2 separate regions of the Homo sapiens genome follow, and region 1 is linked to region 2. A link is an interaction called in ENCODE POLR2A ChIA-PET data of the cell type or tissue named here. Cell type or tissue: MCF 10A. All regions are shown on one strand.

What was found. Peaks named below come from ENCODE experiments on the same cell type or tissue, not always from the same donor. Only the 100,000 strongest peaks of a DNase experiment are listed, where the experiment ranks them.
Region 1: POLR2A ChIA-PET joins it to region 2 with 5 read pairs; 2 of 35 experiments call an interaction of 5 or more read pairs at or near these places.

Annotation. Positions count from the first base shown.
Region 1 is chr20:43,690,284-43,694,283 of GRCh38, forward strand. It overlaps MYBL2 (MYB proto-oncogene like 2), which reads left to right. Exons shown (of 14, transcript NM_002466.4): 6 at 1,874-2,036. Among named protein-coding and RNA genes, the nearest start is that of MYBL2, 25 kb to the left of the region's middle. In MCF 10A, a CTCF peak has its summit at 1,862 (motif pointing left); a DNase peak (open chromatin) is centred at 1,868.
Region 2 is chr20:44,150,317-44,154,316 of GRCh38, forward strand. All of the region lies in intron 2 of JPH2 (junctophilin 2), which reads right to left. LOC124904909 (a long non-coding RNA gene) reads left to right here and starts at 1,602. Exons shown (of 2, transcript XR_007067596.1): 1 at 1,602-1,845. RefSeq lists an enhancer at 3,002-4,000. In MCF 10A, no CTCF peak of the experiment used is centred here; a DNase peak (open chromatin) is centred at 1,515.

The DNA of each region.
Region 1 (4,000 bases), 460 kb before region 2:
CAACCTCCGCGTCCCAGGTTCAAGCGATTCTCCTGCCTCAGCCTCCTGAGTAGCTGGGATTACAGGTATGCACCACCACGCCTGGCTAATTTTTGTATTTTTGGTAGAGACGGGATTTCACCATGTTGGCCAGGCTGGTGTTGAACTCCTGACCTTAGGTGATCTGCTTCCAAGGGCTCTTATGCAGATAAAGTCATAGTAGAAGCCGTCGGCAGCATGCCCGGCAGCTGGGGGATTGGATTCGCTGTAGGGACAGAGGATCTGGGCAAAGCACCAGGAGCACCCCTTACCCTACACCTTTGCCCAGTGAGCATTGTGTCCCTGAAGGCTTAGAGTGCAAATGATCCGAGGATATTCTCTTAGACTGGGTGCTCAGTTAAGCTGTTACTCTCTGTTCACTTTTCAAGGAAAGAGTATTCTGCTTGGCACTCCAAAGAAGGTGGTGACTACTATGTGTCAGCACAGTACCTTTGTATTTTTAGTAGAGATGGGGTTTCACTATGTTGGCCAGGCTGGTCTTGAACTCCTGACCTCAGGTGATCCACCTGCCTCAGCCTCCCAAAGTGCTGGGATTACAGGCGTGAGCCACCGCGCCTGACCTGCCGCTTGCTTCTCACCACTATACTTCTATACACTTTTGTGGTACTATCCCGTCCTTCTGTATTACTCTATGCCTTTATTACTACATGTTTCTCTGCTACTCTACTCTGTGCTTTATGCTACTGTTCTACTGTAGATGTGTCTCCTCCCTGAATCTTCAGTGAGTGATGGAGTATGACGTAGTCTTCTGACCTTCCAGATAAAGAAACCAAGGCTTAGGGAGGTGAACAGTTCTGGGCCTTCTGCCCTCTTTGGCCACTTATCAGTCTGTGGGAGGTGAACAGGCCTTGCATCTGAGGTCAGCGTGAGACTCAGTGGAAATGAGCAGACAGTGTTGCTTATGGCTTCTACACATTCGAAGTGGGCAGGGAAGGGGGTGAGAGTTCCAAGCACATATCTTCAGTTTTATAATTTTTAAAAAATTTAAAATTTTTTTTTTCATTTTTATTTATTTTTGAGATGGAGTCTCACTCTGTTGCCCAGGCTGTAGTGCAGTGGCGCAATCTCGGCTCATCACAACCTCCACCTCCCGGGTTTAAGCGATTCTCATGCCTCAGACTCCCAAGTAGCTGGGATTACAGGTGCCTGGCATCACGCCCAGCACCTCCCAAAGTGCCAGGATTACAGGCGTGAGCCACTGTTCCTGGTCTTATATATACATTTTTTTTTTTTTTGAGGTGGAATTTTACTTTTGTTCCCAGGCTGGAGTGCAATGGCATCATCTTGGCTAACCACAACCTCTACCTCCTGGGTTCAAGCGATTCTCCTTCCTCAGACTCCCAAGTAGCTGGGATTACAGGCATGTGCCACCATGCCTGGCTAATTTTGTATTTTTAGTAGAGACAGGGTTTCTCTGTGTTGGTCAGGCTGGTCTCGAACTCCCGATCTCAGGTGATCTGCTCGCCTAGGCCGCCCAGAGTGCTGGGATCACAGGTGTGGTGAGCCACCGCACTCGGCAATTTTTTTTTTTTTTTAATTAAAAAAAATTTTGTTTTTTACCTGAACCTGACAGTAGCTGGTGCCATTTTATAATTTTTGCCATAGCCTGAATGATTCAGTTGCTTATTTCACAGAGCTTCGTGGAAATGCTCTGTAAATTATTAGGGCTAGAGACTTGTGAGACTTCATCTTGGAACTGAAAGAGACCTTAGAGTTCATCTAGTGGAAGATTCATTTACAGGAGCAGGAACTTGGCTTAGGGAGGTTAGTGATGTGCCTGATGGCACCCCACCCACAGAGCTGGGGTTCAAAGGCCCCCTGCTGCCCCCTGCAGGACAGACAATGCTGTGAAGAATCACTGGAACTCTACCATCAAAAGGAAGGTGGACACAGGAGGCTTCTTGAGCGAGTCCAAAGACTGCAAGCCCCCAGTGTACTTGCTGCTGGAGCTCGAGGACAAGGACGGCCTCCAGAGTGCCCAGCCCACGGAAGGCCAGGTGAGACAGCTGCTCAGCCTTTGGCTTGGTTTGATTTCACATTCATCTGACACCATCTCATTGAACACCTTGTCCACAGCTATTGGTCAGTTTCTGCCACAGAGTCTAAAAGTGGGCTCTGTGCTTCTGGGGCCTTGTGAGACTTCTGCACATAACTGGCACTTGTCTGCCTGCAGATGAAGGATAGCAGAGCAAGCTGATTATATAAAACTGTGAATTAGTTAAGGAGATCCTCAGCCTCCATCTCTCCTTGCTGGTGGCCACCTTCTTACCTGTTGCTCATTTTAATTTTTTAAAACTGAAAGCATGTTTGCAATAAAAAAATCAGAGGTGGCTGGGTGCGTTGGTTCACACCTGTAATCCCAGCAAGTTGAGAGGCTGAAGCGGGCGGATTGCTCAAGCCCAGGAGTTGGAGGCCAGTTCAGGCAACATGGTGAAACCTTGTCTCTATCTTTTTAATTAAAAAAAATTAAAAAATGTATTGAGTTGTAATTTACGTACTCTAATAAACAGTTTTGAGTTATGACAAAGCATACAGCCATGTAACCACTGTCACAGTCAAGGTATACAACAGTCCCATCACCCCAGAATTCCCTCGTGCTCCTTTTCTTAGCCTTTTTTCGGCCCTTAGCTCCTTGCACTGTGATCTGTTTTCTGTCTCTATAATTTTGACTTTTCTAGAAATTAACAATTAAAATCCTATAGTATTACATTTGCAGGCTGTTTTTTTTGAGACAGAGTTTTGCTCTGATGCCCAGGCTGGAGTTGCAGGGTGTGATCTTGGCTCACTGTAACCTCTGCCTCCTGGGATCAAGCGATCTCATGCCTCAGCAACCTGAGTAGCTGAGATTACAGGCATGCACCACCACGCCTGACTAATTTTTGCATTTTTAGTAGAGATGGGGTTTCACCACGTTGGCCAGGCTGGGTTTGAATTCCTAGCCTGAAGAGATCCGCCTGCCTTGGCCTCCCAAAGTGTTGGGATTACAGATGTGAGCCACCATGTCTGGCACTACATTTGCAGTTTTTATTTATTTATTTTTTGAGATGGAGTCTCTGTCGCTCAGGCTGGAGTGCAGTTATATGATAGCTCACTGCAACCTCCGCCTCCCAGGTTAAAGCGATTCTGCTAACTCAGCATCCCGAGTAGCTGGGATTACAGGTGCACACCACCATGCCTGGCTAATTTTTGTATTCTTAGAGATGGGGGTCTCACCATGTTGGTCAAACTGGTCTCAAACTCCTGACTTCAAATGATCCACCCACCTGAGCCTCCCAAAGTGCTGGCATTACAGACGTGAGCCAGCATGCCCCAGCTACATTTGCAGTTTTAAAAATGAAATCAGTATATACTTATGTTAACATCCACTGTCCTATATACCAGAGCAAAGTTTTTATTTATATTTTTTAGCTATATCTCTAAAGGTTATTTTTCAAAATAAAAATTTGGGTAGGGCGTGGTGGCTAACATCTGTAATCCCAGCACTTTGGGAGGCCAAGGCTTTTGGATCTCTTGAGCCCAGGAGTTTAAGACCAGCTTGGGCAACATGGTGAAACCCCATTTCTATAAAAAGGAAAATTAGCTGTGTGTGATTTTGTGCACCTGTAGTCCCAGCTACTTGGGAGGCTGAGGTGGAAGGATTATTTGAGCCTGGGAGGTGGAAGTTGCAGTGAGTTGAGATCCCGCCACTGCACTCCAGCTTTTATTTATAAATAAAATAAAAATTTGAAGGCCGGGCACGGTGGCTCACGCCTGTAATTGCAGCATTTTGGGAGGCCGAGGCGGGTGGATCACGAGGACAGGAGATTGAGACCATCCTGGCTAACACGGTGAAACCCCGTCTCTACTAAAAGTACAAAAAATTAGCTGGGCGTGGTGGCGGGTGCCTGTAGTCCCAGCTACCCAGGAGGCTGAGGCAGGAGAATGGCGTGAACCCGGGAGGCAGAGCTTGCAGTGAGCCGAG
Region 2 (4,000 bases):
AAATAAATTTGGCAAAATAAGTATAAAATTGTACACTGAAAGCTATAAAGCATCACTGAAAAAAGTTAAAGACTTAAATAAATTGAAAGGTGCTCCATGTTCATGGATTGGAAGACTTAAAATTGTTAAAAGGACAATATTCCCCCAGTTGACCTACAGGTTTAACAAAATCCCAGCGGCCTTTTTTTCCCCTGCAGAAATTGACAAGCTGAGGCTAAAATCCATATGGAAATGCAAGGAACTCAAAATATCCAAGATAATCTTGAAAAAGAAGAACAAAATTAGAGGACTCACATTTCCCAACTTCAAAACTTAGTACAAAGCTACAGTAATCAAGACCAGCCTCTGGCATAAGGATGGATGTATATAGATCATTGGAACAGAATTGAGAGTCTAGTCAATAAATAACAACAAAAAGACAAATACAGGCCAGGTGTGGTGGCTCATGCCTGTAATCCCAGCACTTTGGGAGGCCTAGGTGGGTGGATCACTTGAGGCCAGGAGTTCAAGACTAGCCTGGGCAACATAGCAAGACCTCGTCTCTACAAATATATATTTTTTTAATTAGCCAGTTGTAGTGGCATGCACCTGTAGCCCCAGCTACTTGGGAGGCTGAGATGGGAGGATCACTTGAGCCTGGGTGGTGGAGGCTGCAGTGAGCTGACATGACAACACTGCACTCCAGCCTGGGCAACAAAGCAAGACCCTATCTCAAAAACAAAACAAAACAAAAAGATAAAGTAAATATGGAAAAATTGCTAATAATTATTAAATCCAGTTAATGGGTACTTGCGTGTTCATTATATCACTCTCTCTATTTATATATATGTTTCATATTTTCCCATAATAAAAAGTCAAAAAATGGAAATTTTTATAACAAAATGCAAATCTCTAGTTCATCTTGGAAAATCAAGAGTTGGCTGGGCACAGTGGCTCACGCCTGTAATCCCAGCACTGTGGGAGGTTGAAGCGCATGGATCACCTGAGGTCAGGGGTTTGAGACCAGCCTGGCCAAAATGGACAAACCCCTCCTCTACTAAAAATACAAAAATTGGCTGGGCGTGGTGGCACATGCCTGTAATCCCAGCTACTTAGGAAGCTGAGGCAGGAGAATCGCTTGAACCTGGGAGGTGGAGGTTGCAGCGAGCCGAGATCATGCCATTGCACTCCAGTCTGGGCGACAGAGCAAGACTCTGTCTCAAAAAAAAAACAGAAAGAAAAATCAAGAGTTGTGCTAACATTAAATCCATGTTTCTCTGGGGCAGCCATTAGCTAGGAAGGGGCAGCTTCCCCCAAGAGGGCTTGCAGAGACCGGGGAGACCTGGTTCCCATGGTCCCACCACCCTCTAGTGAGTAGGACACAAGCCTGCGGCCTGCCTGGCCCCTGGAACCTTTTAGCTTGTAACGTCAGACTCTCACTCCACCAGGCATTCAAAGCCCGTACTAACCTGGCCCTGGGCTGCCTTCTCGGCCTCATCTCTAATCTTTCCCCACCCATTCCAGCATTCTGGATGACTCATTGCTCCCAAAATACATCACGCACATTCCTACCTTCATGTCTTTGCACATGCTAGTTCCTCTACCTGGAACGACCTTTCTCTCTCTTTTCCACCTGGCAGACTCCCAACCAGAGGTGGCCCCTGCAGGGAGCTTTCCCAGACCTCCTCTGGGACAGCTAGTTGCTCTTTCTGTTGGACCCCATCAATTTCATCTCCTTCCTCCCTCTCCACCACCAACTGTCCAATCCCTGCATGGCTTCGCCCTCAACGTGGGGGTCTCCAGAGGACGCTGCCCACACTGATTCACCACTGGGTGTCCAGCGCCCTGGCACAAGCCTGGCACAGGGTAAGTGCTTCTTAAAGTTTGTGAAGGAAAACCAACCGAAGGTCAGATCGTGGTTAAGAGCATTCTAGAACCAGGTCACCTGGCTTCAACTCCCAGCTCTGCCATGACTCAGCTGTGCAACCTGTTTGAGAAACTTAACCTGTCTGTGCCTCAGTTTTTTCATCTGTAAAATGAGAATAACAGTACCTTCCTCACAGGGTTGTTTTGAGGATTAAGTAAATTAATATATCCCCACTGGGCACGGTAGCTCACATCTGTAATCCCAGCTCTTAGGGAGACTAAGGCAGGAGGATAGCTTGAGCCAAGGAGTTCGAGACCTACCTGGGCAATATAGCAAGACCCTGTTCTCCACAAAAAAGGGGGAAAAAAAGTTAATACATGTAAGGTACTTAAAATCATGCCCGGTTCCCAGAAATAAGGACTAGATGAATGCATATTAAATAAAAATTAAATAAGCAGGCTCAAAGATGGGCAATTACCAAGACCCTCCCTGAGACCTGGTCCAGTGTCAGGCCCTCTTCCCTCTGGTGACCTGTGTCCCCCATGGTGTGGAAATGAGTGTTGGCAGTGCAGAATCACAGCCTGAAGTGACACCAAGTCCATTTTGCTCATTAGTTAAGGAAAAGGCCTCCGTGGGTGCCTACGGCTCTTTCATACCAGTAAATCTCTTGCCAGTTTCTCTTTTAAACAAAAAGAAAACAAACTTTAGGCTCAGTGCCTTTGGGCATCAATAGTTTGATGTGGAACTTGAATAGCATTGTTCTGTTTTCAGAACTTGCTGTGATATTGATTTCGCATTTTCAATAGTGATTAGAAAGTCTTCCTTTTCAATAAATGTACTTACGTATTTTTAAGTAAGTTGATTCAAAGATGAAGATTAAGACAGTAAGTAGAGATGGTGTGTGAAGGTAACAAAAACTGGGACTGGGGCCTGCAGAAGATGAACATTTGGGAAGCACAGTTGTAGGGACTGAGAGAGAAGACAGGGCCTTCCCTTGGGGCAATTTCATTCTTGGGTTAGTACAGAATGACACAGGATTGATAATAACAGCTTACACCTCCTTGCATGCTTTCCAAGCACCGGCCCTTTACATGAGCTACTTCTTTTACTCTCTGCAGCATTACTTTCAGGGAGGAGGTAATATAATTCCCATTTGATTAAACAGGAAAGTGAGCCCAGAGGGGTGAGGTAACTTGCCTAAGGTCACACAGTTTATAAGAGGCTGAAGCCAGATTCAAACCTAGGTCCATCCAATGCCACTGCCCATGGACTACATAGGTTCCTGCTCACCAGAGAAATTCAGCTCCCAGCAACTCAAAAAACCAACTCTAAGCTATGATCAGCTTCGGAGTTTCCAGAGCCAGCATGGGGAGGAGATGGAGGTGGGGGGCTGAGGGGATAGAAGACAGACAGATGCCACCCTGGTACAAAACCTGAGATGCTCCAAACCTCACACCCTAGGACAACTGAGAACTCAGGGCCATGCCCTGCCTCTGCCACGGGGGCACAACAGCAGGAAGACTAGACAACAGCAATGGCAGCTGATGCTTACAGACTACTTCCTGCTTGTCAGCCCTGTGGCGTGTGTATATACCCTTCGTATAGAGGCTCTGCTTCAACCTTGTGAAAACTCTTTGAGGTGCGTCTTCTAGAAGTTAGAAATTTGAGGTCTGGCGGGAAGAAAAGATATAGCAAGCAAGGGGCTGAGTCTAAGCCTTACTCTTAACACTCACTGTGCTCCTTCCAGAAAACAAGCATTTGTCAGGGTGTTGGCATGACAACCTGAAAACTTTAGGCGCCTCCCCAAACATACCAGCTTCCCTCCACAATCCAGTATCTATGACCTTAAAAGGCATCACAAAAGAGTTCTTAGCTACAAAATCAGAAGACATAAATCTAGTTCCCTCTCGATCGCTTTGTGGCTGTGAGTATATCTGTATCCTTTTCTGCACCTCAGTCTCCCCAACTGCTCAGTGACAGGGTTGGGACTACTCTGAGGGCCTGAATGGGTCTACAGCAACACTGTCCAATAAATATAACATGTATCACATTGTAATGTTAAATGTTCTAGTAGCCACATTCAAAAAAGTAAAAAGAAACAGTGCAATTAATTTTAATAATGTATTTTGTCAAAGCTGATGTATCTAAAATGTA